Regions from separate parts of the Homo sapiens genome. Here region 2 is linked to region 1. Evidence: chromatin loops called from intact Hi-C (ENCODE). Cell type or tissue: OCI-LY7. All regions are shown on one strand.

Region 1 (5,000 bases):
TTAATGTAGTTTCTTCAGAACTCTTAACTGATACATATTGTATTAGAATAGAATAATAATTTAAGTATACATTATTGGTAAAAAAAATAGGTTTTAAAAGTTCCAGAAGAACTTCTAGCCATGATTGTTCTGATTTCTCTCTTTTTTTTTTTTCATTTCTTATGATAGGATAACAGCCCACCATTCTTTCTGCCCTCAACCAGGCCCACTAGGTTCTCTACTCAACTACTGCCATCTCTACCTCTCTGTGCTCTAGTGTATCACTCTAACTCTGAGGATGTTAACTGTGTAGTGCATCATGGATCAGAACTAAAATTCTCACCTGGGCTTGACAGGCCTTCTGCAGACCCTCAGACTCTTCAGTTTCCTTTGTCTTCTCTCCATTTTTTCAACCTTCCAGCTAGACAAATCTATTTAGTAGCCTTTTTCTACCTCCAAGACCTTTCTTAAGTCACTTCTTTACCAAGGAGGTATTTTCCCAAACTAATTATAATGGAAATGGTGATTTTTCTCCACTTCATCTTAAACATGGTTGTTTTTTCTCCTTCAGTCTCTGAGACCTCTAAATATGCTTAGATTTCTAGGTGTATCTGGCATAAACTTTAAACATTTTTATATTGGTAAACATCTCAGACATATCAGTCTAATCTATCTTTTTTGTTTACTTTTTTATTATGGAAAATTTCAGGCATACAAACTGAAAGAGACTAATACAATGAACCCCCATACACCCATATCAAGCTTCAACAATTATCAGCTTTTTCCACTGTATTAGGCAATACAAAGTCTGTTTCATTTATTTTGTGCAACACCTATTTCAGCATAACACATCTTTATAGATGTTTTAAATAATATTCTACCTGTACTCACCATATCCTAGGCTCTATGTAGTACATCCTCCTATCCTCTCAGAATATGAACAGAATCAAAACCTATAATTCTTGCCTTTTATTCTCTTTTGGGAAAACTTTAACCACTCAAAGAAAATTGGTAAACTTTCATTTGATGAAGTCATTAATAAAGTAATGAAAAGTTACATGTACAAATAAAATTTAAGGATTTTTTTAAAACTGCAGTACGTTAAAGGAAAGTTCTGAAACCTCTAAACCAAATAAAGGAGGAGAAAATAACAAATTGAATACCTATTGTGTACCATAAACTAGGTGATTTTCATATGCTTTATAAATTTAGAGTGATGAGTATGACAGAACTAAGAATAAACAGAAAAAGATAAATTAGTGAACATTGATGTTTTTTCAAGAAACATTTATTGAACATTTTTCTATAATGTGCTAGGTACAGTATATAGGCTACTACATAAATAATAACGAATAGGATAAAATATCTGTTATGGAGTTTATGGTCTAGATGAGATAAAATATAACTATCAAAAATATAATAAGGCTTACATTTTTAGATTAGAAAAGGCTTTATTTAGGTAACATCTGAAAGTGTGTAAACACACATAAAAATTAGCTTTAGCTGGGTGCATTCCTGTAGTCCCAGCTTAGTTAGCGAGGACTGAGGTAGAAAGATCGTTTGATCCCAGGAGTTTGAATCTGGTTTGGGCAACATAGTGAGACACCATCTCTAAATAAAATAATAAGATCTGTGATGTTAAAGAAAATCCCCCCACAAAAAGAAAGGCTATGTATTATAAAGTGGGTCTCAAACTTTTGGGGCTCAGGACCTAAAGTCTGGGCCCATTATTGAGGATCCTAAGGTGGTTCTTGGCCACCTTAAAGGGGCAGCCACAACACAACAATTCGGCTCCATTGCACCTTGTAAGTATCTAAGATCCCCGGCAAGTCCATTGAATTCTTATGAAGAATAAGATGAGAGAGAAAACAGTGACCAAAAGATAAGGTTGAACATGTGGTTCTAAGAGTTTGGTTATAATAGAGGTTTTGTTTATATGGATAATAACAATAGGTCTTTAATATATTAGAAATTAAAACAAAATATTCTAATATGTACTTATAAAGTCATTTAAAGTAACAATAACAAACCATTATTTATAAACATAAAAATAATTAGTAAGAAGAGGAAAATAATTTTACATTTTTGCTAATCTCTGGTATCTGGCTTAATAGAGGAAAAATACATTCTCATATCTGCTTCTGCATTCAAACTACGGTGATGTTGTTTTGATTGAAGTCTCTAAGAAAATATGACCTTATACTAATATGTAGTTGGAAAAGGAAGGACTTTATGGACCCCTAAATGGTACTGAGGACTCCCAGGGGTTCTAAGACCACATTTTGAGATTTGCTGAGTTACAGGAAAAACATCCTAATTGAGTCATATCAAGTTCTCATTCTAGAAATGTATTTTAGAATGCTAAATGGAGATTGGCTTAACAACTTAATTCCTATACTCAGTGACCTGAATGCCAAGAGACTTTGTATCTGGAATCTTAACAGGCTTTTCTTCTTCTAGCGTTAAGTGATTTTTCTTGTTTGAGTAGGCAGATGCAATGTCCTTGGCCACCTTAAAGGGGCAGCAGCAACCCAACAATTCAGCTCCATTACACCTATGTATCTAAAATCCCAGGCAAGTCAATTGAATCGTTATCAAGAATACGATTAGAAAGAAACCAGTGATCAAAAGATAAGATGGAACAGGTGGTTCTAAGAGTTTGGTCATAATAGAGAAGGCTGGGATGATAAAGAGATTTAGTAATGGCATTCTAACACATTAAGCATTCATGTTAAATGAAGACGAATATGTATCCACCGCAGGTTTCAGAGGTAATATTGCAATATTAGTATAACCCATACACAATTTATCAAAAAAGCTGCATTTTTTCAAATTTGACAGATGAGGTCTGTATTTACAATACATTATTTTTGTGAAAAGGAGAATCTGCTGTATGCCAAAAAGTATGCCTGGCAATGGGATACGAAACAAATAAGAGCTAGCCCTTGTGAATCAAATAGCTTTGGTGACAGAAATAGATGTACTAATTATTATATGATGTAGTAAATGCTATAATACCAGTATTATAACCAGGCTATAGAAACATGGAAAAGACTATGGTATGGTTAAGGAAGAGGCTGGGTTAAAGAAGGTTTCACGGAGACAATGACATTTGAGTTAGACCTTGACAGATAAGTAGAATTTCACAAAGTGGAAAAGATTGTAAAGGCATCCAGGAAAAAGAACCAGAATGAACAAAAATACCAATGCCTGGTGACCCATTGCAAATCTGGGGAGCTATAAAATTGTCCAGTCAGTCTATGGCAAAACTAGAAGGACAGGCTGGGCACAGACTAGAATGAATACTGTGCACCATATTAATAAAAAGTTCAGATATTACCTAATAATACTATAGGCAATAGAGAGCCAGCAAACGAGCATGACTGAAAGATGTATCCTAGAAAGAAAAGAAAAAGAAACTCATAGCAATGTAGAGAATGGAGTTTAATGGGGAAAGACTAGTGGAAGGAGGACAAGTACAATGACCTTGGTAAGAGAAGATAAGGGCCTGAATTAGGACATTAGCATTAGGAATGAAAAGCTGGAAGAGACATTTTGGAAGTGGAATTGACAGGACATGGTGACTCATTATTTATTTAACAAATATTTCTTACGCTCCTACTTTGTGTCAGGCGCTATCCTAAGCTTGGGGAGATGAAAGGGAACAAAAAGTCAAAGTCCCTGTCTTGATTAAATTTTTTTGTTTGTTTTTTGTTTTTTTATTTTTTATTTTTTTATTTTATTATTATTATATTTTAAGTTTTAATGTGCACAATGTGCAAGTTTGTTACATATGTATACATGTGCCATGTTGGTGTGCTGCACCCATTAACTCGTCATTTAGCATTAGGTATATCTCCAAATGCTATCCCTCCCCTCTCCCCGCATCCCGCAACCGTCCCCGGAGTGTGATGTTCCCCTTTCTGTGTCCATGTGTTCTCATTGTTCAATTCCCACCTATGAGTGAGAACATGCGGTGTTTGGTTTTTTGTCCTTGCGATAGTTTGCTGAGAATGATGGTTTCCAGTTTCATCCATGTCCCTACAAAGGACATGAACTCATCATTTTTTATGGCTGCATAGTATTCCATGGTGTATATGTGCCACATTTTCTTAATCCAGTCTATCATTGTTGGACATTTGGGTTGGTTCCAAGTCTTTGCTATTGTGAATAGTGTCGCAATAAACATACGTGTGCATGTGTCTTTATAGCAGCATGATTTATAGTCCTTTGGGTATATACCCAGTAATGGGATGGCTGGGTCAAATGGTATTTCTAGTTCTAGATCCCTGAGGAATCACCACACTGACTTCCACAATAGTTGAACTAGTTTACAGTCCCACCAACAGTGTAAAAGTGTTCCTATTTCTCCACCTCCTCTCCAGCACCTGTTATTTCCTGACTTATTAATGATCGCCATTCTAACTGGTGTGAGATGGTATCTCATTGTGGTTTTGATTTTCATTTCTCTGATGGCCAGTGATGATGAGCATTTTTTCATGTGTTTTTTGGCTGCATAAATGTCTTCTTTTGAGAAGTGTCTGTTCATAACCTTTGCCCACTTTTTGATGGGGTTGTTTTTTTCTTGTAAATTTGTTTGAGTTCATTGTAGATTCTGGATATTAGCCCTTTGTCAGATGAGTAGGTTGCGAAAATTTTCTCCCATTTTGTAGGTTGCCTATTCACTCTGATGGTAGTTTCTTTTTCTGTGCAGAAGCTCTTTAGTTTAATTAGATTCCATTTGTCAATTTTGGCTTTTGTTGCCATTGCTTTTGGTGTTTTAGACATGAAGTCCTTGCCCATGCCTGTGTCCTGAATGGTATTGCCTAGGTTTTCTTCTAGGGTTTTTATGCTTTTAGGTCTAACATTTAAGTATTTAATCCATCTTGAATTAATTTTTCTACAAGGTATAAGGAAGGGATCCAGTTTCAGCTTTCTACATATGGCTAGCCAGTTTTCCCAGCACCATTTATTAAATAGGGAATCCTTTCCCCATTGCTTGTTTTTCTCAGGTTTGTCAA
Region 2 (5,000 bases), 360 kb after region 1:
GGGAGTATTACTTGGGCCCAGGGAAGTTGAGGCTGCAATGAGCCGTAATTGCACCACTGCAAACCCGACTAGGCAACACAGAGAGACCCTGTCTCAAAACAAACAATAAAAAAAAAATAGAGCAATGTTTACTGACTTTTGGTAGAAAAATAATTATTATGACTTAAATTATGTCCAGTCAAACTGTCATTTGTGTGTGAAGCCACTATAATGGCATTCTCAGATATTCAATGAGAAATTGAACTCAAAATTAGTTGAGTTACTTTAGCCAACTGAAAGAAGAATCAAAATTAAGAATTTAGTACAGAGAATTCAAGGTATACAAGTAATTTTGGGTTTTCCTTTACTTGTGTTAGACTCCAAACTTGGGGATCCAGTCAGTTATGAATTACCCAGTAGATTTTGCAACCAAGCGGTGAAATGTGACCTTATGGTACCTTCTGCTTCCACTTTCCTCAGTAATACCAGAAACTGCAGAAACTTCTCACTCTTCTTGCCTCAATTCATAGGGCTTCTCCTGACAGCATGGTGACCAGAACAATGTGGACCATTGCATTTCAGGACCTAATGGAAACGGTCAAACTATTTACAAAGTTGAGACACTGCAGCAGCAGAATTGCTGAGGAAAAAAGCTTATTATCTCCTCTACAAAAGCAGAGTTGCCAAGGAACTTGATTGTCTGTCTGCAAAACTCATGTTTAATGAGTCACTGGGCTCTCTTTTTATTTTTTTAATCAGTTAAGAGTAGCAAATAACGCAGGGACAGAAATAATCTGTTACCAGGCCCTCTTCATCTATGGCCTGGGGTGTTTCTGGGCTAATTATGCCATGAACAAAATGTATATAAAAATGGAAAAAAACCAAAATGTACGGAAATATATCATAATGTTCATTGGTGATTATCTTTGGGTGGAATAATTCTCAATAATTTTAATGTTTACCTTTATAGTCTTAAATTTTCTAGTTTGTTTCTTTTTTAAACAATGTGTAGTTGTTACTTATACTTAGGAAAAAAAGAGGCTTTAAATATCATTTGATACAATTCTGCCTATGCCACTTGAGATAGCTATTTCTGTGGTTTCTCTCAGCTCACAACGAGCCCTTCTCTCTGGGTATTCCTTGTCCTCCATCTGCTTCACAGGGAAGAGTCCCAGGTAACCATGTTTATATCAGTCAGGTCCTAATTCAAATGCTACCTCCTCAGACTTTCCAAACAGCTGCCCACAGTGCTCACTCCCAACAATGCATTCTGTTTTGTTTTATCCACAGAACTTGTTAGTGGTTGCTTTATTTTCTTGTATACGGTTTTGCTCTTTTTTTTTGAGACCGAGTCTCGTTTTGTCATCCAGGCCAGAGTGCAGTGGTGTGATCTTGGCTTACCGCAACCTCCGCCTCCCAGGTTCAAGTAATTCTCGTGCCTCAGCCTCCTCAGTAGCTGGGATTACATATGCGCACCACCACGTCTAGCGAATTTTTATATTTTTAGTAGAGACATTTGCCATGTTGGCCAGGCTGGTCTCGAACTGCCGACCTTGTGATCTGCCTGCTTTGGCCTCCCAAAGGGCTGGGATTACAGGTGTGAGCCACCGTGCCTGGCCTGTTTTTCTCTTTTCAGTGAGGGGCTTTGTCACGTTGACTGCTGTGTCCCCAGCACCAAGTGTCGTGTCCCACACATACCATATGCACTCAATAAAGTACAGAAAAAAATAAAAAAGCCCCCTGTGACCCCAGCTGCCTGTCCACAGCTAAGAGAGCCAAGGAGACCCTGAGCAAAGCAAGGCCAACCACATCATTTCTCTCAGGAATCTGGAGCTGGGAATCAGAGTGCCGTGGTAATGTGCAAATGCGAAAGCTGTCAGGTGGGCATATTCTGGCTTATAAGCCAGAGAAAGAAAAAAAACCCAGCTTAGAGAGAAGGAAACGGTGTTTGTGAAGCAGTAGGGAGCACTGTGAGCCTTTTAGGCCTGATCCCACACGCCTTCTAGGGCCTGCTGTGCCTCAGCCTTGAGTCTTCTAACCTTATAATGAAGTTCTGTGTTTCAGGTTAGGCCAGCGGGAGTTGGCACCTGCTACCTACAACCACAGAGTCTGGCTCAGTATTACCTACAATCACAATCATGTTTTTAAAATTCACAGCAAAAAGATGTGGTGAAAACGCCCCACAATGTTTGCCTCTGAGTGGTGGGACTACCTAGTTTTCTACATTTTCTTTGTTTCTTTTTTCTTTTTTTGGAAACAGGATCTCGCCAGTTGAGTGCAGTGGCACTATCTTGGTTCACTGCAGCCTCAACCTCCTGGGCTCAAATAATCCTCCCACCTTAGTCCCCTGAGTGGCTGTGACCACAGATGTGTTCCACCACGCCTGGCTAACTTTTGTATTTTTTGTAGAGATGGGTTTTGCCATGTTGCCCAAGATAGTCAAGAACTCCTAGGCTCCTGGCTGGGCGTGGTAGCTCACGCCTGTAATCCCAGCACCTTGGGAGGCCAAGGCAGGCAGATCACAAGGTCAGGAGTTCGAGACCAGCCTGGCCAACATAAGAGAAACCCCATCTCTAATAAAAATACAAAACATTAGCTGGGTGTGGTGGTGGGTGCCTGTAATCCCAGCTACTCATGAGGCTGAGGCAGAAGAATGGCTTGAACCCAGGAGGTGGAGGTTGCAGTGAGCCAAGATTGCGCCATTGCATTCCAGCCTGGGTGACAGAGCGAGACTCCATCTCTAAAAAAAAAAGAAACAAACAAAAAAAAACTCCTAAGCTCCAGTGACCCACACTCTCCTTGGCTTCCCAAACTGCTGTGATTATAGACATGTGCCACCACACCTGACCAGTTTTCTATATTTTATAAAGCAAGTATGTGTTACTTTTATAATAATAGACTTGGTCAATTCTAGTAGATCGTGTTCTATCCACTTTAGGAAGAAGAACTGAGAGGTGAAGCAGTAAAATGACTCACCGAAGTTGATGAAAGTGTGCCTGGGGCTTTCTGATGCACAGGCCCATATTCCCCCCGCCATCCCCCAGGGAGTCTTTGGCTGGTAACTGTGCTTTTCATCCCCAAATGCTACATTTCAGTTACTTATGGCCATAATAAATTATCTCACTAAGGTGAAAGAAAACTTCTTCTTGTAGGCTAATTCTAGTCAGTTGGGGGTGATGGTCCATACGGCTGTGTTGAGCAAGTTTCTGAGACAGCATTCAGACTTGGTAGGAAGTGCCATGACTGGCGAACGCTGCCTGGCCCAAGTGTAGTGAGGTGGGGAATGAAATGGAGGAAAGTTCTGTTCTAATTCTTTCTCAGATGCAGGGCAAACCTCTGCTTTATGAGAGGGAGAAAAACAGGCAGAAAGGGATACACCTGTATCACATGTACTTCCATCTCTGGTGTGCACGTTACAAGAAGTTCTAACTTTATTGTACAAGGATGGCATTATGATGACATAAAGAATAAGGGAGTGGCTGTATAAATTCTGCTTTGCTTTAAAAATTATCTTTGTTTGAAATTTTGCTGCACTTTCCTTAGCTAGCTGGTGGCCAAAGGGCTGACTTGTCATGGAGTGGGGGATGGAGGGTGTCAGATGATGGGTTCAATGTCAGCATTGCTGGGTAGAGGCCTGAGGGCGGTGCTTGTGGCCTATTTGTGGGCTGCATGGGTTGGCCCCCCCTGTGGCTTTAATTCCTAAATAAATCTCACAGAACTGCTGATTCATCTCACTTGCTTTCTTGAAGTGCATTCACCAGCCCCACCTAGTTTTAAGAAAGCTCCTTAAGTGACCCAGAGGTCCTCTTGGGTGAGCAGCCCTGTCTTGGGTCCAGTAAAACAACAGGGAGGAGGGGCAAACAATCCAAACAGCATCACAGGAGCAGGCCACAAGCTGTTACTTAGGAACCAAGGGAGATTAAGCTGATGCAGGAGGACTGGGCAAAAACCCAGAGGCCAGACAACAGAGTGGGCCAGTGGCTTTCTCCCTCTCCAGCGGCAAACAATCCTGTCCCCTCCCCTGCTTCTCCTGCAGTCCCCGCTCTTGTCACCCTAGCTACTGGCAAACCCCACGGGTACCTGCAGACAAATCTCAGCTTCCTGGGCCCAGCACACACTGTTTCTATGCTAGGTGTGTAGGGAGGACTGTTCATCTTTGCAGCTGTGTGGGTAGGGGATGGCCCTGGGCAGGGGCAGTGGGATGAAGCAGCCTCCCTGAGACTCTCTGGGAGTCCTGAAGGCTGAAGCTCACGCTGCTCTGCAGTCCGGGCTGGAGAGGTTTTACATATTTGTGCAGTGGATCATAATGTTACCTCACCACGCACCCAGCAGCCAGCATCTCCAAAATGCAGGGGAAGTTGAAGAGATGAGCCAGGGGACTGCAAACCTCTTTTCCACCATTAAATAAAATTTGTAGGAGGCCATTGGTTTGGACTAGGCTCCCGTTCTGGGCCCAACAGGCCGAACCAACGTGGAGTCATCCGTGCTAAATGAAACAAACAACTTGGATGTACACACTGTAACAGATGGCTGAGTTTTGGTAGTTCCAGCAGCTGAGCTTAAGTCAATAGTAGGTAGCCAGCTGATTCACATAAGGCTGTAACTAATTAACCTCAGTTCCTCACTTCTGTTTTCTAAACATAAATATTGCTTGACCATGTGGCTTATTCTTCAAACATTTTTCTGGTCCTGAGGTCTGCCCAATTCTAGAATCATGAATAAAAGCCAATGAAGATCTTTAAATGTGTTGTAATCTGGTCTTTTGGACACCACTAACTTAGAAAGCTCTAAGGAAGATTCCAGAAATCAGATTTGTCTGAGAACTCAACCCTGTACTCACGAGCAGTCATTTGTGAGTTTGTAGAATTCAGGTTGGAATAATACAACAGAGAGCTAAGAGGGATTTTCCAACTCTAAAAGTGGTTAAATCCTGAATTACTTAGGAATTTTCCCACCTTTACAAATCTTAAAAGTGGAAGAAATACCTTTCTTTTTTTTAATTTTTTTTTTTATTTTTTGAG

Evidence for each region. Hi-C counts contacts between places; a loop is a spot of excess contacts. Peaks named below come from ENCODE experiments on the same cell type or tissue, not always from the same donor. Only the 100,000 strongest peaks of a DNase experiment are listed, where the experiment ranks them.
Region 2: a loop joins it to region 1, with 2.7 times the contacts of the local background. A loop is called at or near these places in 6 of 110 quality-filtered maps.

What each region holds. Positions count from the first base shown.
Region 1 is chr1:77,898,379-77,903,378 of GRCh38, reverse strand. The region is part of intron 1 of NEXN (nexilin F-actin binding protein); the gene reads right to left. Among named protein-coding and RNA genes, the nearest start is that of NEXN-AS1, 11 kb to the right of the region's middle. In OCI-LY7, a CTCF peak has its summit at 2,497; a DNase peak (open chromatin) is centred at 2,498.
Region 2 is chr1:77,538,645-77,543,644 of GRCh38, reverse strand. All of the region lies in intron 13 of AK5 (adenylate kinase 5), which reads right to left. Among named protein-coding and RNA genes, the nearest start is that of ZZZ3, 140 kb to the left of the region's middle. In OCI-LY7, no CTCF peak of the experiment used is centred here; a DNase peak (open chromatin) is centred at 2,304; H3K27ac peaks cover 985 bases.